Regions from separate parts of the Homo sapiens genome. Here region 2 is linked to region 1. A link is an interaction called in ENCODE POLR2A ChIA-PET data of the cell type or tissue named here. Cell type or tissue: PC-9. All regions are shown on one strand. Each heading gives the region's core, and the rest is flanking DNA. Links, peaks and the distances in the headings are about the cores only.

Region 1 (13,039 bases), core at 1,732-9,731:
TTAACACTGCTGACACCTTGATTTTAGACTTCAGGCCTCAGAACTGCGACAGAACAAATTTCAATTGTGCTGGGCTCCCAAGTTTGTGGCAACTTGTTTGGCAGTAGCCCTGTGAGAGAAATGCACATCCTTCCTCCCAGTGCTAATCTGTATGCCTGGGGTGGGGCTAACTTCTCCTCTGGGGTGGGGCAAATTTCACCCATGGCCAATCCAAACCACTGCAGTTGGTTCAGGGATGAACACATAACCCAAGTCAGGCCAATGACAGGGAGACCTGGGACTTCACTAGAACTTTTGGAAAAGTGGTACTTGGTTGTTGGAGGTAGCCAAGCTGGAGCCGTGGAATATCATCTTACTGCCAGGGGGAGCAGCTAAGCTGGACAGGAAGCTGTCACAGAGGAGGGAAATAAAGCGATTTCTTGTTTGGACCCCTACATCCAGCCATACCTGAAGCCAGAAATCTAGGGATACTGGTCCCAAGAGCCAATCAATTCTCTTGTTGCTTAAACACTTTGAATTGGAGCTGAATTTGTTTATTTTCAGACGGAGTCCTGCTCTGTCACCCAGGCTGGAGTGCAGTGGTGCAATCTCTGCTCACTGCAAACCCCACCTCCCAGGTTCAAGCGATTCTCCTTCCTCAGCCTCCCAAGTAGCTGGGATTACAAACACTGACACCATGCCTGGCTAATTTTTGTATTTTTAGTAGAGACGGGGTTTCACCATGTTCGCCAGGCTGATCTTGAACTCCTGACCTCAAGTGATCCACCCGCCTCGGCCTCCCAAAGTGCTGGGATTACAGGCATGAGCCACCGTATCTGGCCTGGAGCTGAATTTTTTATTCTTTGTATTCGAGAGTCATAACCAATTTCTCTCTCTCAGCTCCCATCTCTCCATCTTTAGGGGAGAGTAAGACTTGCCCTTAGCTATCAAATGAGGGATGGAAGTGGAAGGATTTTGAAAGGGCTATTTGCCACCCAAATGAGGATTTGGGTTAATTCCAGGGCTCGGCTGACTCTGAGAATCCCTAATTTCCTCTTGGTTAAGTAACCATTCGCCTTGAGTATTCCACTGTACATGCAGTTGTGGTGAGTAGGTGTACAGGTTCTTAGGACTAGAAGAGTCCTCAAGTTCAGGCCTGGCGCCCCCTATTTTACAGGGGAGGTCACAGGCTCACAGCATTTTGGTGATGTGGCCAATGTCACCCAGTGAATGAGGACGAATCAACATGAAAACGAGGCAACTGTCCTTTAAAGATGAAGCCAGGCCGGGCGTGGTGGCTCATGCCTGTGATCCCAACACTTTGGGAGGTTGAGGCGGAGGATTGCCTGAGCCCAGGAGTTTGAGACCAGCCTGGGCAACACGGCGAAACCGTCTCTATCAAAAACAAAAATTAGCCAGCATGGTGGCATGTGCATGTAGTCCCAGCTACTCGGGAGGCTGAGGTGGGAGGATTGCTTGAGCCCAGGAGGCAGAGGTTGCAGTGAGCCGAGTTCGTGCCACTGCATTCCAGCCTGGGTGACAAAGCCAGACCCAGTCTATATATATGTGTGTGTGTGTATAAATAAGAAGCCAAACTCACATGTGCACTCCTGTTACTCCCTTCAGCCAGGCCACGTATTAAAAGGAGAAGAACCAGGGGTTGGGGACAGGGTGGGCGAGGCAGGAGAAGGGTGGGTGTGGTTGCAAAAGGGCAACACGAGAGCGCCTCGTGGTGAGGGGGTTGTTCAGTATCTCAACTGTCAACCATCGTGATGGATGCGAGAGACTGAACAGGGGATACGACTGCACAGAGGCAAACATGCGCACACCCACGTGCAAGCAAAACTGGGGAAATCACAATGAGATCCATAGGGCCGGGTGCGGGGGCTCACACCTGTAATCCCAACACTCTGGGAGGCCGAGGCGGGCAGATCATTTGAGGTCAGGAGTTCGAGACCAGCTTGGCCAACATGGTGAAACCCCATCTCTACTAAAAATACAAAAATTAACCAGGCTGCACACTTGTAATCCCAGCTTCCAGCTACTCAGGAAGCTGAGGTAGGAGAACTGCTTGAACCTCGGAGATGGGGGTTGCAGTGAGCCGAGACGGCAGCACTGCCCTCCAGCCCGGGCAACAGAGCAAGACTCTGTCTCAAAATAAAATAAACAAATAAATAAATAAATAAATAATTGAGATCCATGGATTGATGGGTGTCAGGATCCTTTGTGTGATACTTTACTATCAGTTTGCAAAATATCACCAATGGGAGAAACTGGGCAGACTGTTCAAGGTAGCTGGCTGCCTTATTTCCTAGAACTGCATGTGAATCTACAATTATTTCAAGAAGAAGTCTTTCCATTTTTGAGGAGGAGAAGAAGGAGTGATAGCGGTGATGCATTTGTTAGGGAGGGTCTGGCTCTGTCTGGAGGTTTGGGGGCAGGCACTGAAAGCCACCAGCAGGCAGGCCTTGCAGACGCCTTCCGCTAGTGGGGAGGGACTGGGAGAGGTTCTGAAGCTTCCAGAAAAGGAGGGATGTGCCCTGTCCTTCCCGTTCCCTCCAGCCTCATCTTAAGGACGCAGATCTTTGCCTGGACCCCAGACGTTTTGCACACTGTTCCAGGGGGACAGGGTGACCCAGGGAGGGGTGGGGTAAAGGAGTCCTGAGCACCCCTTGGTGCAGCTGGGAGGAGAGGGATGAGGAGGGCAGGTGAGGCGTACCTTGGAGACAGCCGAGGAGCCCGAAGATCCCGCCACGCAGGGCTGCCTGCGTCTGCTGCCCACCTACTGCAGGGTCGTCCGCCCACAGGCTCAGCCAGTAGCCCCGGCAGAAGGAGGCCACTTGCTGGCAGAGGAAGAGGAAGAGTGCGTAGAGGCAGAGGGGGGTGCCCACGGCACGCAGGTAGGCCAGGTGCACTGTGGCCTTCACCTGTAGCACACATGAGGGAGAGGGAGGCAGAGAGAGCCCCCAGTGGGAGGGGTGGGTTGAGGCAAGGCCAGGCGAGGCTCCCAGAAAACATGCCCATGGCAGATGGGACCACCACGCAGACCTCACTGGTTCTCCCGCTGTGCCTCCCACCAGAAGCACCATTTCCCCGACAGGCCCCAGCCAGCCTTAGAACCCCCATCTCCTATACAATCCCCAGGGAGCTAGTATTAATATTTTTTCTTTTGTTTTTTTTTTGAGGACAGGGTCTTGCTTTGTCGCCCATGTCACCCAGGCTGGAGTACACTGGCATGATCATGGCTCACTGCAGCCTTGAACTCCTAGGCTCAAGTAATCCCCCCGCCTCAGCCTCCCGAGTAGTCAGGACTATAGGTTTGTACCACCATGTTTTGTTAATTTTCATAGTTTTAAAGAGATGGAATCTCGCTGTGTTGCCCAGGCTAGTCTCAGACTCCTGGCCTCAAGTGATCCTCCCTCCTCGGCCTTCCAAAGTGCTTGGATTACAGGTGTGAGCCACCACACCCAGCTAGAAGGGTTTTCTTGAACACCCACCATAGGTCAGGCATGTGTCTCTCCTTATAACAACCTCCATTTCACAGATAAGGAAACTGAGGCACAGAGAGGTTCAGCCACTGGCTTAAGGTCCTGCTCCTACAAATCTGAAGTTCTCTGCACAGCTGCAGCCAGACGGGACTGTTGAAAACATTAATCTAATTATATCTTGTCGTTGGCCTGTCCATGGCTATCTCTTGCTCTTAGAAGAAATCCCAGCCAGGAGGGGTGGCTCATACCTGTAAGCACTTTGGGAGGCCAAGGCGGGTGTGTCACCTGAGCTCAGGAGTTTGAGACCAGCCTGGACCAACGTAGTGAAACCCCGTCTCTACTAAAAATACAAAAATTAGCCACGTGTGGTGGCAGGCACCTGTAGTCCCAGCTACTCGAGAGGCTAAGGCAAGAGAATCGTTTGAAGCCAGGAGGTGGAGGTTGCAGTGAGCTGAGATTGCACCATTACACTCTTCTCTGGGCGACAAGAGTGAAACTCTGTCTCAAAAAAAAAAAAAAAAAAAAAAGAAAGAAAGAAAGAAAGAAAGAAAGAAAGAAATTCCAAGCTTCTTATCTCGCCCCCACTCACTGCCTGCCAGCCTCATGGGACCCCTTTCTCTGGCACCCTAAGCTACTTCCCACCTCGGAGCCATTGCACCTGCTGCTCTCTCTGCCTGGAGCGCTCTTTCTCCTGCCCTTTGTATGACTGGTTCCTTCACACATTCTTTGGGGAAGCTCAAATGTCACTTCTCAGAGCATCCTGTCCATACCAACCATGGTAGGGTTTCTCAGTGGTCTCTATTTCATCATTCTTTCTTTTAAGAGGCAGGGTCTCACTCTGTCACCCAGGCTGGATTGCAGTGACATGATCATAGCTCACTGCAGCCTCGAACTCCTGGCCTCAAGCAATCCTCCTGCCTCAGCCTCTGAAAGTGTTGGGATTACAGGCATGAGCCACTGCGCCTGATCATTCTTATTTTCTTTATAGCACTTATTGTTATTGGACATAGCTTACTTATTAGCATAATTATTTACTCTCCGTCTATCCTCACTAGTGTCTAATCTCTACCAGACTTAGCCTGGCACATAGTGGGTATTGTGTACATGTTTGCTGGATGGATGAGAGGGTAGGTGGGTGAATAAATGAGCGGGTGGGTAGGTAGGTAGGTGTGTGAATGAGTGGATGAATGGATGGAAAGATCAATGAATGGATGAACAGCTGAACAGACAGATGCATAGGTGAGGGAATGGTTGGATGTATTGTTAGGTGGGATAGATGGATGGGTAAGCGAATGGGATGGATAAATGAGTAGGTGGGTGAGTGGATGGGTTGGACAGATAAATGAGTGGGTGGGATAGATGGATAAATGAGTGGATGGGATGGACAGATAAATGAGTGGGTGGGATGGATGGATAAATGAGTGGGTGGGATGGATAAATGAGTTGGTGGGAGGGATGGATAAATGAGTAGGTGGGATGGATGGATAAATGAATGGGTGGGTGGGTGGGTGGATAAATGGGTGGGTGGGATGGATAAATGAGTGGTTGGGTGGGTGGGATGGATAAATAAGTGGATGGGATGGATAAATGGGAGGGTGGGATGGATAAATGAGTAGGTGGGATGCATAAATGAGTGGGATGGATAAATGAGTGGGTGGGATGGATAAATGAGTGGGTGGGATGGCTAAATGAGTGGGTGGGATGGATAAATGAATGGATGGGATGCATAAATGAGTGAGTGGGATGGATAAATGGGTGGGTGGGATGGATAAATGAGTGGGTGGGATGCATAAATGAGTGAGTGGGATGGATAAATGGGTGGGTGGGATGGATAAATGGGTGGGTGGGATGGATAAATGAGTGGGTGGGATGCATAAATGAGTGAGTGGGATGGATAAATGGGTATGAGTGGGTGGGATGGCTAAATGGGTGGGTGGGATGGCTAAATGAGTGGGTGGGATGGCTAAATGAGTGGGTGGGATGGCTAAATGAGTGGGTGGGATGGCTAAATGAGTGGGTGGGATGGATAAATGAGGGGGTGGGATGGATGGATAAATGAGTGGGTGGGATGGATAAATGGGTGGGTGGGATGGATAAATCAGTGGGTAGGTGAATGGATGGGATGGATAAATGAGTGGGTGGGATGGATAGGTGGGTGGGTGGATGAGCATCTAGGTGGATGATGGAATGGGTAAGTAGGTGGGTGGAGATACATAGCAGTATAGAAGATGAGAAACAGTGTAAGCTTCAGACTCAGATTGGCCTAGATTTGAGTCCCAGGTTGTGTCCCAGGCTAGATATGAAAACACAAACAAGTCTCTTAACTGTTTAAGACTTCAGTTTCTTGGCTGGGCACAGTGGCTCACACCTGTAACCCCAGCACTTTGGGAGGCAGAGGCCAGAGGATCACTTGAGCCCAGGAGTTCCAGACCAACCTGGGCAACATGGCAAAACCCATCTCTACTGAAAATACAAACATTAGCTGGGCATGGTGGCACACGCCTGTAGTCCCAGCTACTTGAGAGACTGAGGTAGGAGGATTGCTTTAGCCCAGGAGGTCGAGGCTGCAGTGAGCTATGATTACATCACTGCGGTCCAGCCTGGGTGAGTGAGCGAGCCACTTTCTCAAAATCAAAATAAAATAAATTTTAAAAGAATTCAGTTTCTTTATGTCTGAAATAGACCTATCATATCTATTTTTTAGGGTGGTTGTGAGGATTAAGAAAATGAACATCTAGAATGCTACTGGCACATAGTAGGTGCTCAAGAAAGGTGAGTATCACTGCCAAGTGCTACATTTGGTGGGAAGACTTGGGCCCCTGGAGGTGGCAGCAGTGGGTGGGGAGGGGTGGGTGAAGCTGGTGGTTACCCTGCCGTATTGGATGCTGTCCTTTCCTGCTGGCCATCCTGCCCTGTCAGGGTCATCCAGAGGAACCTCTGTCTGGGCTTCTGAAGTGGTACGGTCCTTCTCAGGGACTGACTTGATGGACCTGTCATTTAGAGGAAATGAAGACAAAGTCAGTATCTCTCCCAATGGTGGGGTGTATGTGCCTAACCCTCAGGCCCACTGACAGCCACTGAGCTCTGGGTACACTCTGTACTCTTTCATTCATTCATTTATCTAACAGAATACTGACCAGATATCACACTTCCCTTCTTCCCATATGGTACCCAGCTAAATGCCATCTATTACCCCAGGGTCAAGCAAGCCCATTCTTCTGATGCCAATTCACAGGATGAACTTAACTTGCCCACCATTGGAACTCTGTTCTCAGAATTTTCTTTTTTTTTTTTTTTTGAGATGGGGTCTTGCTGCATTGCCCAGGTTGGTCTCAAACTCCTGAGCTCAAGCAATCCACCTGCCTCAGCCTCCCAAAGTGCTGGGATTACAGGCATGAGCCACCATGCCCAGCCTGTTCTCAGAATTTTTATTTTGGCTTAAGCTTTCGTGCAATTGTTTTGTTCCTACTGTATACCATCAGATTTGTCAGTCCAACTGGCAGAATATAAATTATGCACAATTCAGATGCTAAAGACTCTTTGAATGTTTTATCTGTGGATGAGTGGGCTGACTTAACCTCTGTGCCTCAGTTTCCTCAGCTGTAAAAATAGGAATATTATCTATCTATCCATCCATCCATTTATCCATTCATCTACATACCTGTATATCTACATATACATGTCTACCTACCTTCTATTAAATTGAGGTTAGCCCAAAGCTGCCTCCTTACATATTTTAAGTTTGGCCTAAAGGTTTTCCCCGTACATAGTGAACTGTAACCTAATTGGACTCAAACAGACTGCAACCTACTCCTGTGTCAATCACTGAGTTTCAGCCAATCAAAGGCAACCAACCGTTCAAACCATGTTCCAATAAAGCAAACGCTGAGCTGTAACCAATCCGGCTGTTTCTGTACCTCACTTCTGTTTTCTGTCCTTCACCTTCCTTTTTCTGTCTATTAATCTTTGACCCCGTGGCTGTACCAGAGCCTCTCTGGACGTATTCTGGTTCAGGGACTGCCCGATGTGCGGATCATTCTTTGCTTAGTTAACCTCTGTTAGCCAGGTGCAGTGGCTCACGCGTGTAATCCCAGCACTTTGGGAGGCTGAGGCAGGTGGAACACCTGAAGTCAGGAGTTTGAGACCATCCTGGACAACATGGCAAAACCCTGTCTCTACTAAAAATACAAAAATTAGCCGGGCCTGGTCACATGTGCCTGTAGTCCCAGCTACTCAAGAGACTGAGGCATGAGAATCGCTTGAACCTGGGAGACGGGGATTGCAGTGAGCCGAGATTGTGCCATTGCACTCCAGCCTGGGCGACAGAGCAAGATTCTGTCTCAAAACCCCCCCCCGCAAAAAACAAAAAACCTCAGACACATTAAATTTGCTAGAGGTTAATTTGGCACAATCTCGGCTCACTGCAACCTCCGCCTCCGAGGTTCAAGTGATTCTCGTGCCTCAGCCTCCCGAGTAGCTGGGACTACAGGCACATGCCACCACGCCGGCTTTTTTTTTTTAATTTACTTATTTTTTATTTTTAGTAGAGACGGGTTCACCATGTTGGCCAGGCTGGTCTCGAACTCCTGACCTCTAGCTAGTGATCCACCCGCTTCAGTTTCCCAAAGTGCTGGGATTACAGGTGTGAGCCACCATGCCCAGCCTTAATGTGTCTACTGGTTTTCTTTTAACATGACTACCTATCCATCTGATCTTACTTCAGATTCTTGTGCGCTGTGAAGGTGGTGGGATTTCTCAGTGTGTGTGTGATTGAGAAGTGCCCTCAGGGTGGCTAGCTGGGATGGGGGTCAGCCCCAATGGTCCCTGGGGACTGAGGCCCCTCAAGATCGCTGCCGCCCACCACCCCTGTATAGCAGGCACTTAAGCTCAGGCCATCTGGTATCAGTGGCCTGTTGTTCTGCTTCCCAAGACCCCTCTCATTAAGAGGGGAGAGTATCAGGCAGCAGGTCCTTCTGCTGCCGACAGCTCCACAGTGAGCCCAGCTGTGTCCTGGCTGGAGGGAGCTGAGAAAAGAGGGGACCGGAGGCCTCCTCCTGGCCCCTTGCCCACGTGTTCTGGCCAGCGTCAAGTGATGCTGTGCATACAGACCCAAGCCCTGTGCATAGCCAGCCTGTCAAAGCATAAGTGGCCAGGCCTGGCATGGTGGTTTACAGCTATGGGGAGGAACCAGTCCTGCCCTACTGCAGCATTCAGACAACTCCAGCAAGCTGGCCTCGGCCCACTTGAAGACATCCATCAATTGGAAGGCATATTGTTCATTCCATGAACTGGCCTTATAGGGGCCTAATCATCTTGGCTAACTGGACCAATTTTGGTAAATTATCCCTCAGCAGGGCACCATGGGGGGGACTTCAGCAGGTTCTCTATCCATAATGGTTTTGGTTGCCCGCCTAACTGCCCGAGATGCGGGTGGTCCCTTCAGCTACTTCAGCTTCAGCCTGTGCCCTTCTGAGTGTGGCACCATGGTGGACTCACCTCTCGCGTCTAAGCTCGGGCCTCCTGCCTGCAGAGGTGCCTCTGGGGTCCTTGGTGCTGGTCCCAGGTTCTGTTTCTGCAAGGTCAAGAGAGTCCTGTCACGCAACACGGCCCAGATACCCACTTTGACACCCACTGACTATGTGGCCTTAACCGCTCTGACCATCCATTTCCCCTGATCTGGCTCCTGCCACGTCTCCAGCAACCTCTCTCAACACCCCACTCTGAGTTCTTCCAGGAACATCCTTCAGGCATTCACTCACTCATTCATTTCTTCAATCAGTGATAACTGAGCACCTACTATGAACTTGAGGTTGGAAAAACAGCATTTAACACTGTACAAAGTCAAGTTACCTCTGTTTCCCCCAACAGCCTTGCTCAAGCAGTTCCTTGTGTCTGGAATGCTTTTTTCTGGCTAACTCTCACCTACCCTCAGGTACCATCTCCCCTAGGAAGGACACCTCCCCACCACTATCCCCCAGGTGTGGCCAGTAACTGAAAGCAAATCTGTAGTAGTTTAACCACAGACCTGTAAGCAACAAGTAACTGCTACTGTAAGCTGCTAGGATTTGGGGGGCTATTTGTTACACAGCATCATCACAGCAAAAGCTGACCAACACAAACAGGCAAGTTCTATCTTCAAGCTTCAGGACTGTGACATTGTGAATCAACACTTAAGGTTTTAACCAGGTTGGGCCAGTGCTAAGCAGATGTTCTCAGAAGAAGCAAAGCCTGAGATTGAGGGAGACCTGGATGTGAATCCTTGCTTTGTCATGAAGGGATAGTGTAGAGGGTAGCAATTAAAAAACACATTCTCTGGAATCAAGTTGCTTGGGTTCAAATCCCAGTGCTGCCACTTACAAGCCATGTAACCTGGGACTAGTTCCTTAACTTCTGGGCCTCAGTTTCCTCATCTGTGAAATGGAAATGATTCTAGTACCAGCCTCACAGGGGCATTATGTTGATTAAATGAGCTAACCTCTGTGATGTGCTGTTAGTTGCTACTTTTCAGTCATTGTGAGTGAGCTTGGCTTGGCAACTTTACTTCCAGAACCTTGCCATGTATCCAGCACACTGTTTTTCTGGATTATTAGAAACCCTAGCTAGCATGGTGTAGCTTGCTAGGCATCAAAGTCCTTCTTGGGCTGTCTCCATAGCAACTGCAAGCATAGACTCTGGAGCTGGACATACTCAAGTTCTAATCTTGTGACCTTGGGCAAGTGATTTAACTCTCTTTGCCTCAGTTTGCTCATCTGTAAAATGACAGCAATAACTTCACATGCCTCTGGGGCATGTGTGAGAATCAAATGAAATAGTGTATTTTTTACAGAAGCACTTAGCACAACCCCTGGCTCATGGATGATGTTATCGGCTATTCTTGGAGAAAGGTGACCTATTAAGAGAGCTGTCTGCTTCCAGGCCTAGGCCTGCAGACAGGGTGTGGCCAGAGCACTCCATTCATGCCAGTAGGACCCTTCGAGCCTTTTCCCCCAAGGGTGGCAGGAGCCAGGCCTGGAGAATCAGCAAAGCCCACCTAGTACCTCCTTCTCCTCTATCTCCTGGCTGTCTGGCTTGATCCAGAAGACACATGAGGGCCCCCTTCCTCTGCAGAAGCTCCTGGTAGGAACCCATCTCTGCGATGGCCCCATTTGCCAGCACTATGATCCAATCAGCCTGGGGCAGGATGTGGAGTGCGTGCGTCACGAGAATCCGTGTCTGGGCAGGGAAGGGGTAGAAGTTACACACATGTGGCCGGGTGCAGTGGCTCATGCCTGTAATCCCAACACTTTGGGAAGCCAAAGCATGTGGATCACTTGAGGCCAGAAGTTCGAGACCAGCCTGGCTGACACGGCTAAGCCCCATCTCTACTAAAAATACAAAAATTAGCTAGGTGAGGTGGCGCACACCTGTAGTCTCAGCTACTTTGGAGGCTAAGGCAAGAGAATCACTTAAACCTGGGAGGTGGAGCTTGCAGTGAGGCGAGATTGGACCACAGCACTCCATCCTGGGTGACAGAGCAAGACTCTGTCAAGAAAGGAAAGAAAGAAAGAGAAGAAAAGAAAGAAGAAAAGAAAAGAAACAAAGGAAGGAAGGAAAGAGAGAGAGAGAGAAAGAAAGAAAAAAAAAATGTACGGCCGAGCGCAGTGGCTCATGCCTGTAATCCCAGCACTTTGGGAGGCCGAGGCAGATGGATCACCTGAGGTCAGGAGTTCGAGACCAGCCTGGCCAACATGGTGAAACCCTTTCTCTACTAAAAATACAAAAAATTAGCTGGGCGTGGTGGCGGGCACCTGTAGTCCCAGCTACTCGGGAGGCTGAGGCAGGAGAATGGCGTGAACCCGGGAGCCGGAGCTTCCAGTGAGCGGAGATCGCACCACTGCCCTCCAGACTGAAAGACAGAGCGAGACTCCATCTCAAAAAAAAAAGAAAAAGAAAAAAGTTACACACATGTGCTTGGCCAGCCTCCTGAGCTGGGGGTTGGGGTGGGGGTATTGTCCCTGGACTCAGAGTGGGGACAGCTCCCCTTCTTGTGCTCCTGCCGCCTTTCTTGTAAACAGCATATCCAAATAGAGAAACAGAGGGGACTCCCTTAGCCTGTGTCTCAAAACAAGAAGACAAGGAGTACATCTGACCCTGGCCAATCATCCAAGGCAAAGCTGTAGTAGTTAAATCACAGATCCATAAGGAAGAAACACCTGCTGTTGTAAGCTGCTGGGATCTGGGGGTTGTTTGTTACATAGCATTGTCACAGCAAAAGCTGACCAATACAAAGAGGAAATTGGACTCAAGTGGAAGGGGGAGGTGAGATAAACTTGGGTTAGGACTGGATGCTAAGTGCTTCCTCTGCCTTTGCCCTGTACTGTCTGACACATGTTCCCAAACTTACTGTTCCCTGGAGTAGTCCACCAGGCCCAATGACCTGGTTGAAGACATGCTGGCCAACGTGGGCATCCAGGGCCGCCAGGGGGTCATCCAGCAGGTACACAGCTGCCTTTCTGTATACAGCCCGGGCCAGGCTCAGCCGCTGCTTCTGGCCTCCGGAGAGATTCATGCCCTGTGGCCACAAAAGGAACAGTGGCCTGAGTCAGCATCTACAGGGTGAAACTGGGGTGCCCAGGCTGTGGCAGGTCAGGGCACACCTGCCCATCAGGGTGAGGTACAGCTCAACATGCCTATTCCCTGGGGACAGGCCCAGCTTCCAAGGCACTCGCTCTCAAGCCAACAATGCCTCCATCCTTACCCGACCTCACTTCTCCACTTCCCAAGCACGCTTCCTGGAGGAGTTACCTACACTTCCCAATCCACTCTGTCTCCTCCTGCTCACTCTCTCTATCTCTTTGAGTCCAACTCTTGTTTCCCTTTCTCCACTGAGACCACCATCCATTTCCCTATTCCCTCATCCAGTGGCAGCTTTTCAGTCCTACTTTTGTATTTTAAATTTTAATTGTTTTCTTTTAGTTTTCATTGATATGTAATAGTTGTAACTATTCGAGGGGCACAAGTGGTATTTGGATACCTGTAGGGCAGTGGTCCCCAGCCTTTTTGGCACCAGGGACCAGTTTTGTAGAAGACGATTTTTCCATGGACCTGGGGGCAGGGGGATGGCCCGGGGGATGGTTTCAGGACGATTCAAGCACATTACGTTGATTGTGCACTTCTATTATTATTATTACTGCTGTTGTCGTTGTTATTATTGAGATGGAGTTTTGCTCTTGTCACCCAGGCTGGGAGTGCAATGGCATGATCTTGACTCACTGCAACCTCTGCCTCCTGGGTTCAAGCAATTCTCCTGCCTCAGCCTCCTGAGTAGCTGGAATTACAGGCACCCACTACCACGCCTGGCTAGTTTCTGTATTTTTAGTAGAGATGGGGTTTCACCATGGTGGCCAGGCTGGTCTCGAACTCCTGCCCTCAGGTGATCCGCCCACCTTGGCCTCCCAAAGTGCTGGGATTACAGGCGTGAGCCACTGCGCCCGGCCTACTTGTATTATTATTGCATTGTAATATATAATGACTCACCATCATGCAGTATCAGTGGGAGCCCTGAGCTTGTTTTCCTGAAACTAGATAGTCCC
Region 2 (10,114 bases), core at 1-8,000, 1.1 Mb before region 1:
AAACTAGGCCTGTTACACTCCTTGAGAAGTCCTAAAAATGTTAAAAGGGTTGGCTCCGAATCCAAACACATTTCCCAGTGAAAACATCAGCATTTCATAAATGAGAAGATTTCTTTGGGGTGGCCTGAATGTGATTTCCGTTTTTTCACACTTTGAGCATTTTTAAAGAATTCTTTCACCCATTCCTCAAATGGCATATAAACCTTGGGTTTTCAGTTTTCTAACTTTTAAAATTACAGTGTAATTTAATTAAGCACCCTAAGGGAATCAGACTTTAAATTAATTTGATCATTATTTTGGGTTAATTAAATTGTTCCAGCAAATTGCTCTTCAGTGACCCGGTCCAAAAGAATGCATAGTCCTGAGTGCAGAGGGGAGAAACCTCTCTCCTGCGTCCCAGTTCTCCTCTCTTTGTAGAACTTTATAGAAAAGCTCTTACAAAGTAACAGAAGTTTGTTCTCTTTGAATTCGGATGCTGGGGTTCACACTTACCTCCCACACCTTTTAGGCAGAGAACTGGAGCTGATGACCTAAAGATGTTCATTACTATTTTGAGACAGCAAGTGTGGGGAGGGGTATATGTATGTGCTGGTCCCTGATAATGTACGGCTATAAAGAAGCTGACAGCATAAACTTTTCTAAGATCCCAAAAACTTAAGGCCTTGACATTTGATGCCTTTTTTTTTTTAACCCCTTAACAAAGATGATTTGAAACTCACTGGTCCTCCTGCTAAAGTTCGCGCAGCACGAAGCTGCTCCTCCGGACCCCGATCTTGAAAGGATGCTCTGTAAATCTCTGCAGTCTTAATGTTGACAGCTGTGAGGGACAACAGGATGACTCTGAATTGACAAAAGACCAAAGCGGAAAGTCTGCACAGTCTTACATTTCTACCACCACTCCTAAGAGAAAGATAGGAAAGTGAACAGAATGGCTCCTAAGTATCTGGACTTCCCCCTCCCTGGAGGGGGAAAATGCAACCTTTACCCCAAGCATCTCGGTGAAAATCGCTGAGGCTCGAGCTGGACTCGGTGAGATTTTGTTCTAAACCAAGAGCTGCTTTCCACATGGGAGGCAGCCATTCCTTCAGTCGGACATGTAGCAAAACCTCTGGTCATCCCTACTGGTGTACGGCCAGGGGTGGCTGGGTGAACTGTGATCGTTCTGTTTGAATCTTCACAATTTAGTATTTTATACATACACGAAGTTACAGAGAATAGAACAGTGAACACTGTGTACCTACCACCCAGCTAAATCAATCAAGTATCACCGCTACAGCAGAAGCCCTCGGAAATAGAGCCGATTCCATGATGCCTTTTCCGCGGGAGTCCTGGGGCTGCCAAGCAGGGAGGATGGTTCTAGGTTTTCTCTAGCCTAAGAGTTTTACACTTTGGAGGATTTCTGTTCTCAAGCAAAACCTTCCTCAGTTCCTGATGTATAAAAGGATTCCAGTGCCTGCCTTCCTCCCCCAGAGCACTGGCAGGAGAAAAGCACGCCGGGCCTGGGGTGCTGGGGGGAGAGGGAAACAAAACCAGGCACTTTCCCAGCTCCTGGGAAGGGTGGGCATGGCCTGTCCTTTCTATTTGCTACCACGTTGCTTCTTCAAAGTCTTAAGAAGTGAATGTTATCTCAGTTTTATAGGTAAAGCTTAGAGAAGTTAAGCTACTTGCCCAAGGCCTCACAGCAGATGTTCGGAGTAGCTGGGATCTGAACCCAAAGCTGTCCCATCCTGACAGCAGTGGGGTCATTGGTTTGCTGAATTAGACTTTAACTGCACATGTGACCAAGACTCCAACCCACAAAAGATGCACACTACTTACCAATGCCATATATTACTGGAAAGTGGTTTTCGTTTTCTTCCCGGTCATTTAATTCTACAAAATAAGAATGTTTAAGATACACTTTTTAAAGAAATACCAAATGATTATTTTTACTTTGTATAATAAAGGCGAAGGAGGAGCTCCTCGATGCAGAAAGGGAGGAAAATTCCAGAAAATGAAAGGGATTGTGGCCCTGTTTCCCTACCCTGTCCCAAGGCAGGGGGGTTTATACTGAACAAACTGGCAGCTGCAGAATCGGTCCCCACTCCCACCCCACCTTCTCTGTGCACCCTGTCTGCCACACGGGTGGCAGCTCCTCTGAGATCCAGTGCCCTCCTTCCTGGTAGACGAGGGGGCTGCACTGGAACTGAGGCTCGGCAGATGGTGGACGAGGGCAAGGGGAAGGGGAAGGCCATCCCACCACAGGAAGAGCCGGAACAGATGGTGGCCAAGCAGTGACAGCAGTGTGTGCCGGTGCTTGGGCCCACTGCAAGACTGGGGACAAAACGGTCCTGAGACCCACATCTTTGCTTTGGGGCAAATGGCAGGACTTACCTGTCACACATAATGTCACTAAGTGAATGTCATCTTCTTGCCTGTCAAATTCACCTATGATGAGAATTTTAAGACCAGAAGTCAGAAAAGTTCCTCTAGTTACCAGAACAAACTGCTGAGCAAGCCAACGACAGGGAGGGACGGCAGCCAACTGAGTGTGCTCCGCCCTACAGCCCGCGCCCACACTGCCACAGCCTGGCCTATGGGGCCAGACACTAGGGAGCTGACACCACAGAACCCTGACCGCCAGGAGATGGCCACATTCTCAGCCTCAGGCCCGAAGGAGCCTGGGCTGAGCCTTCCCATTTTTCTCTTCATTCTGAGAGTTTTGCGGGGACCCATGGATTTATAAGATTTTTACTTTTCTCCTAACTAAACTGTTTTCCTGATTATCAGAATTACAAAAACAAAAATCTGGCCACTGTAACAGATCTGAAAAATACAAGAGAACATAAGGAAGTCGGTTTTTAATGTCCATAATCCTAACACTGTTAATAATTAGTGTATTTTCTTCCATATTTTTCTAAGCTCAGCAGAGCTGACTATAAAGACAATTTTATATCTTTTTTTTTTTTTTTTTTGAGATGGAGTCTTGCTCTGTCACCCAGGCTGGAGTGCAGTGGAGCGATCTCTGCTCATCGCAGTCTCCACCTCCCAGGTTCAAGCGATTTTCCTGCCTCAGCCTCCCAAGTAGCTGGGATTACAGACTTGCGCCACCATGCCTGGCTAATTTTTGTATTTTCAGTAGAGACAGATGGGGTTTCACCATGTTGGCCAGGCTGGTCTCGAACTCGTGACCTAAAGTGATCCACCTGCCTCGGCTGCCCAAAGTTCTGGGATTACAGGAATGAGCCACTGCGCCCAGTCGACAATTTTATATCCTGATTTGCTTGTGCATAGGTATTTTCCCATGTAATTCTCACCCTTTCATGTGTTATTTTTTAGCGACTACATAATTATTATTCTGATGACACCAGATTTCCTGTTATAAGTAATGTTCTACCGCTCATCTTCAGGTTCAAATCTCTATGCACATTTCAGATTATTTTCTTAGCATATATTTCCACAAGGGGAATTACTGGGTCAAAGGATGAACTATTTATTTATTTATTTATTTATTTATTTATTGAGACGAAGTCTCGCTCTGTCACCCAGGCTGGAGTGCAGTGGTGTGATCTCAGCTCACTGCAACCTCCACCTCCTAGATTCAAGCGATTCTCCTGCCTCAGCCTCCTGAATAGCTGGGATTACAGGCGTGCGCCACCATGCCCAGCTAATTTTTTTTTTTTTTTTTTGAGATGGAGTTTAGCTCTTGATGCCCATGCTGGAGTGCAATGGTGTGATCTCAGCTCACCGCAACCTATACCTCCCGGGTTCAAGCGGTTCTCCTGCCTCAGCCTCCCAAGTAGCTGGGATTACAGGCATGCACCACCATGCCTGGCTAATTTTGTATTTTTAGTAGAGACGGGGTTTCTCCATGTTGGTCAGGCTGGTCTTGAACTTCTGACCTCAAGTGATCGGCCTGCCTTGAACTCCCAAAGTGCTGGGATTACAGGCATGAGCCACCGCACCCGGCCTAATTTTTGTAATTTTAGTAGAGACAGAGTTTCACCATGTTGCCCAGGCTGGTGTCGAACTCCTGACCTTAGGTGATCCACCTGCCTTGGCCTCCCAAAGTGCTGGGATTACAGGCATGAGCCACCGTGCCCGGCCGGATATGAACCTTTTTTAAGAGTTATGGCGAGACCCTGTCTCCACAAAAAATTTAAAAATCAGCTGGGCATGGTGGCATGCACCTAGTCACAGCTACTTGGGAGGCTGAGGAGGGAGGATCACTTGAGCCCAGTAGGTTGAGGCTGCAGTGAGCCATGATGGCGCCACTGCACTACAGCCTGAGTGGCAGAGTGAGGCCTTCAGTCATGATGCCAAATTGCTTCCCAGACAGGCTGTACCATCATATGAGTAAGCTTGCTTCATGGCCTGGTGGTTAGTCAACACACGACAATGTTTTCTTTCTTTCTTTTTTGAAAATATTTGCTAATTTAGGCCAGGTGTGGTGACTCACACCTGTAATCCCAGCACTTTAAGAGGCCGAGGCAGGTGCATCACCAGGTCGGGAGTTCACAACCAGCCTGGCCAACATGGTGAAACCCCATTTCTACCAAAAATACAAAAATTAGGTGGGTGTGGTGGCGCACGCCTGTGATCCCAGCTACTCAGGAGGGTGAGGCAAGAGAATTGCTTGAACCCAGGAGGCAGAGCTTGCAGTGAGCCGAGATCATGCTACTGCACTCCAACTTGGGCAACAGAGCAAGACTACATCTCAAAAAAAGAAAAAAAAAGAAAAAATTTGCTAATAGGGAAAAAATGGTATCATCAGTGTTTTAATTTTCTGCAGATTAAAATGGACATTTTTGCCAGGAGGGAGGGTGGCTCTGCTTTCACACAATTCAGAGCACTTACTATTTTGGAATGTGTTCACTGCTGTTTTAGTAGAAAATCTTGTCCCCAGCCCTGCTACCCCTCCCTACACATGAGCTCCACGCATTCAGTCTTTCTGTGAAATTCCAAGCTGGGCAGTCTGTTTCTCTGTGCTGCTCCAAGTGGGTGTGCCCTTCTTGGGTTTTGTACCAATTGGGATTTTTAACCCAAGCAAATATGGGTACATATTTATGTCCAATTTGGGGGAAAGAAAAAAAAAATGAACTTACTAAGAAGTTGATGAGTGAGTTTTTGTGACAACTGCCTGTCGTCACTGAAGCCTCCAACAAGGTGTACTTCCAGCCTGGCAAAGAGATGAGACGGGTCAGAGGCCAGAAGAAGACACCGGTGCGTGCGCTGGTCTCACTTTGAACTTTCATTCTCAGTTTCCATGAACACTTGCTCTACAGCAGAGCTGCAGGTCATCTTCGTGCCACCGCAAAAGAAAGTATCGGCAGCACACTGCCAAGGCCAGTGGCGAGCTTCTGGGGACCCTGCCCAGGGGCCCTGATGACTGAGGGGATCCGTATCTGAACACAAATGTGATGCCGCCTCCATGCACCAGTGGGGAACTTTGCTCTGGAAGAGCACAGGCACAGGACAGGTGCAGTGGCTCACATCTGTAATCCTAGCACTTTGGGAGGCTGAGGTGGGCGGATCACTTGAGGTTAGGAGTCTTGAGACCAGCCTGGCCAACATGGTAAAACCCCATCTCTACTAAAAATACAAAAATTAGGCCGGGCGCAGTGGCTCACGCCTGTAATCCCAGCACTTTGGGAGGCTGAGGCGGGCAGATTGCTTGAGCTCAGGAGTTTGCAACCAGCCTGGGCAACAAGGTAAAACTCCATCTCTACTAAAATACAAAAAAAAATTAGCTGGACATTATGGCATGTGCCTGTAGTCCCAGCTACTTGGGAGGCTAAGGCAGGAGAACTGCTTGACCCTGGGAGGCAGAGGTTGCAGTGAGTCAAGATCGTGCCACTGCACTCCAGCTTGGGCTACAGAGTAAGACTCTATCTCAAAAAAAAAAAAAAAAAGAAAAGAAATTAGCCGGGCATGGTGGCACACCTGTAATCCCAGCTACTCGGGAAGCTGAGGCAGGAGAATTGCTTGAACCTGGGAGGCAGAGGTTGCAGTGAGCTGAGATCGCGCCACTGCACTCCAGCTCTGGGCAATCGAGCAAGACTCCGTCTCAGGGGGAAAAAATAAATAAGTAAGTTGGGCGTGGTGGTGGGCGTCTGTAATCCCGGCTACTCGGGAGGCTGAGGCAGGAGAATCACTTGGACCCAGGAGGCAGAGGTTGCAGTGAGCCAAGATTGCATCACTGCATGCCAGCCTGGGTGACAGAGCCAGACTCTGTCTCAAAAAAAAAAAAAAAAGGTTTGAGGCCAGGTGTGCTGGCATATACCTCTATTCCCAGCTACGCGGGAGGCAGAGGTGGAAGGAATGCTTCAGCCCAGAAGTTTGAGACTAGCCTGGGTGACAGGGTGAAACCCCGGCTCTAAAACAAAAACAAAACAAAACAAAAAGACTGGGCAACTGCCTGCTGGAAGCCCTCCTTAGGAGTCACACTGCGCATTGCACAGTGAAGCTCTTGAGAAGTCCTGCGACTGAAAAATCCAACTAACTTTCTTGAACCCAGTGTTTCCCACACTCATCTACTAACCCCCTTTTCCACAGCCCGTCAAGTGGGCGAATTCACGCTCGGCAAAGTGTTGCCAGACTTTACGCTGCCTTCTCAGACACAAAATCTTCCTAAGGGATGAACCAGAAGCTTGGATGTACCCAACATAGGGCACAGCCTCAAGGGGCCTCATAATAAACTCCAAGTAGTAGCAGTAAGGAGAGCTGCGACCACCATGGCTTTGCCACTGGGCCACCAGGTTTGCCTCTGACTCCCTGAGCGATCACAGTTCTACAACAGATCAGGAAGAGCTGACAAGCACGTTCTGAGAACCACGGAGCAGAGTGTGTGGCAACATAATGGCATTGATTACGTCCCCCTGCGGGGGCCAAGATGATAGGAAAATGAAAATACCATTTTGGGCCTGCATGGGTCACGTGTCCATGAAGCCAGCCCAGCCTTGGCACAGACCACAGAGGGAGAATTTAGAATCGACCAGTATTGACTAGCAAATCTCTCCCAGAGAACTCTCTCTTTCCTTTTTAGACTCCTAGGATTAAGCCTTCGTATATGATGGGAGTAGTTCACTCAATGGCTGCCTTAGACTTCCAGTAAAATGAGAGCAACACCTGCCAGGTCTCCACAAAGAGCAAGGAGAGGGGACAGGTGTGTGAACAGTGGTCTTGACAGCAGGCCTGTGTCGTCGGCCTCCACCTAGCTCCTGTGTGCTCCAGCACATCGAGCCTCAGTTGCCCGTCTCTGTCAAATGGAGGCAGCGGCTACTTTACTGCAGTGAGAGAGGATGAGGTGCTGTGGGGGCACCCAGGCTAGAGGCCGCTTCTTATCCAGCAATCCTTGGGGAAACTACCAATCTGCTGGAATTTAAAACTATACCCCTCAGCTGGGAGGATCACTTGAGCCCAAGAGTTTAAGACCGGCCTGGGCAACTTGGCAAAACCCTGTCTCTACCAAAAAAAAAAAAAAAAAAAAAAAAAAAGCTAGCTGGGTATGGTGGTGTACACCTGTGGTCCCAGCTACTTGGGAGGCTGAGGTCGGAGAATCACCTGAGTCCACAAAGTCAAGGCTGCAGTAAGCTGAGATCACACAACTGTGCTCCAGACAGGGCGACACAGCAAGACCCTATCTCAACAACAAAAAGAGAACAAGAAAAAAAACTACATGCCTCGCCCCCTAGCGGTCCCCACATCTTCCTGGCCTCGTTTTCTCCACAGCCCCGCCTCACCACCCAACACCCCATCTTGTGTACAGTCTCTCGGCTTCGGAATACAAACACCTTGGGCCGGGCTTTCTGTCTACTCTTCACTGCTGTGTCCCTAGAAACTACAAGGTGTAGGTGAGAGGAAGCATTTAACAAGCAACTGCGGGAGGAATGACTGCATGGAGAGCTACCACACCCGGGGGAGAGCAAAACGATGTGAAAATCGCAACCTCGACGTTCCTGAGACGACATCAAGTTCAAAGTCAAGCCTTCCATCTCAAATCCAGCACAGACTCCTTGCCTGTGCCCAGCACCCACTCATTCACTCAACCACTGCTGACGCAGTGCCCACGTCGTGCCAGGTTCTGTTCCAGGGGAACGAGGCAGACACGGCAGTGGTGGCATCCTGTGTTCCCCTAACAGCTTCCACAGCCACGTCCTGTATGCGACGGTTCCAAGATCTCAATTCACCTATGAGAGCAGCGTAGATCTCACCTTCCACATTGAGCGTGGTCAGAAAAGGATTTTATGGAGTTCATGATCAAGGGGACCTCAGCTTTGGTGTCGGTTCCGTCACAATGTGTCAAGCAGGTGGCCCCATTACCTGAAGAACAAGGGTGAAAGGACTCAAGTTATTCCCTGATGCGAGTGCAGTGCGCAGGCCGAGACTCCGCCTGTCCCTCCGGACCGCCTCATCTTTGAATATCCTGTAGGGGAAAAACGGACAGGTCTGTGCTCCCCAGCCAACCCATTCTGACCAGGACACCAGGGAGACACCATGCAGACCAGAAAAAAGGTAAGCGGAGTCCGCTTCCAACAAGACACCAGGAAACTCAACACGAGAAATTCAATGGTCCCAAAGGTTGGGTCAGTTTAAGTAATGGTTTCCTTCACCTCTCTCATCATACCTGTGTGCCTCAGGACCACAATGTGACAAGTAGTGGCATCATCAGAACCCAGAATGGAGATGGAGCCTGTTTAAAAAAGAAATAAAATAAAATATCCAATAGCCTTTTGGGATAACGCCCAATTCACTGCTTCCTAACCTACCATCCTTTGGGGAGGTCACTGCAAGCTCTCTTTGCTGAACATACAGAAGGCCCTGGGGTCCCACTTGTTGAACAGACTGACCTCTGAGAAGTCTGGCTCTTTCCTGTTTAATTAAAAAAAAAATAAAATAGTGATGTAAATTAGTGAGGATGGAAAAACTAAAGATGTGGAGAGAGCCAAAGTGGGCTCTGCGTGGGCAGCACGCTAGTGTGTGGGGAGTGTGTTAGTGGACAGAGAGGCTCAAAGAAAAAGGCAGCAGCCACGGTCATTCAGAACAATGCAGAGAAAACGATGCGGTTCTGCGCGGTGGTTTTTTTAACCTATGAAATCGGATGTCATAGTAACCTATGAAATGAGATGCAAAAATCCTTTATTATAGTTTTTTGTTTGTTTGTTTGTTTTTTAAAGACACAGGGCCTCACTATGTTGCCCAGGCTGGTCTTGAACTCCTGGGCTCAAGCAATCTTCCTGCCTTGGCCTCCCAAAGTGCTGGGATTACAGGCATGACCCACCACACCCAGCTATCACAGTTCTTTACTAAAGAGTGTGAGACTCTTAACAATTTTACCATTGTAAAGAGAATCAGATTACACAGGAATAGTGGATGGATGGCTCTGAAATCACATCCCCTCTTTTTTATTTTTTGAGACAGTCTCTCACTCTGTCACCCAAGCTGGAGTATAGTGGTACAATTTCAACTCACTGCAGCCTCCACCTCCCAGGCTCAAGCGATCCTACCACCTTAGCCTCCCAAATAGCTGGGACTACAGGCTTGCACCACCACACCTGGCTGAGTTTTATACTTTTTGTAGCGACGGGGTCTCCCTATGCTCCCCAGGCTGGTCTCAAACTCCTGGGCTCAAGCAATCCACCCACCCTGGCCTCCTAAAGTGCTGGGAGTACAGGCACACACCACCACACCTGGCTGATTTTTATACTTTTTGTAGAGATGAGGCCTCCCTATGCTGCCCAGGCTGGTCTCAAACTCCTGGGCTCAAGCAATCCACCCACCCTGGCCTCCCAAAGTGCTGGGAGTACAGGCACACACCGCCACACCTGGCTGAGTTTTATACTTTTTGTAGCGACGGGGTCTCCCTATGCTCCCCAGGCTGGTCTCAAACTCCTGGGCTCAAGCAATCCACCCACCCTGGCCTCCCAAAGTGCTGGGAGTACAGGCACACACCGCCACACCTGGCTGATTTTTATACTTTTTGTAGAGATGGGGCCTCCCTATGCTGCCCAGGCTGGTCTCAAACTCTTGGACTCAAGTGATCCACCCACCTTGGCCTCCTACAGTGCTGGGATTACATGCATAAGCCACCATACCTGGCCTCCGCTTTTTTACCTTAGTCCCTAACCTAGTAATT

Evidence for each region. Peaks named below come from ENCODE experiments on the same cell type or tissue, not always from the same donor. Only the 100,000 strongest peaks of a DNase experiment are listed, where the experiment ranks them.
Region 2: POLR2A ChIA-PET joins it to region 1 with 6 read pairs; 2 of 35 experiments call an interaction of 5 or more read pairs at or near these places.

The regions. Positions count from the first base shown.
Region 1 is chr16:16,166,948-16,179,986 of GRCh38, forward strand. ABCC6 (ATP binding cassette subfamily C member 6) reads right to left here. Exons shown (of 31, transcript NM_001171.6): 18 at 11,851-12,018; 19 at 10,505-10,679; 20 at 8,964-9,039; 21 at 6,337-6,457; 22 at 2,699-2,906. Among named protein-coding and RNA genes, the nearest start is that of ABCC6, 50 kb to the right of the region's middle. In PC-9, for the core only: no CTCF peak of the experiment used is centred there; no DNase peak of the experiment used is centred there.
Region 2 is chr16:15,039,250-15,049,363 of GRCh38, forward strand. NTAN1 (N-terminal asparagine amidase) reads right to left here. Exons shown (of 10, transcript NM_173474.4): 2 at 8,748-8,850; 3 at 8,606-8,671; 4 at 8,193-8,301; 5 at 5,085-5,158; 6 at 2,374-2,427; 7 at 1,819-1,872; 8 at 720-817. It also overlaps a transcript of PDXDC1 not described here. Among named protein-coding and RNA genes, the nearest start is that of NTAN1, 12 kb to the right of the region's middle. In PC-9, for the core only: no CTCF peak of the experiment used is centred there; a DNase peak (open chromatin) is centred at 4,352.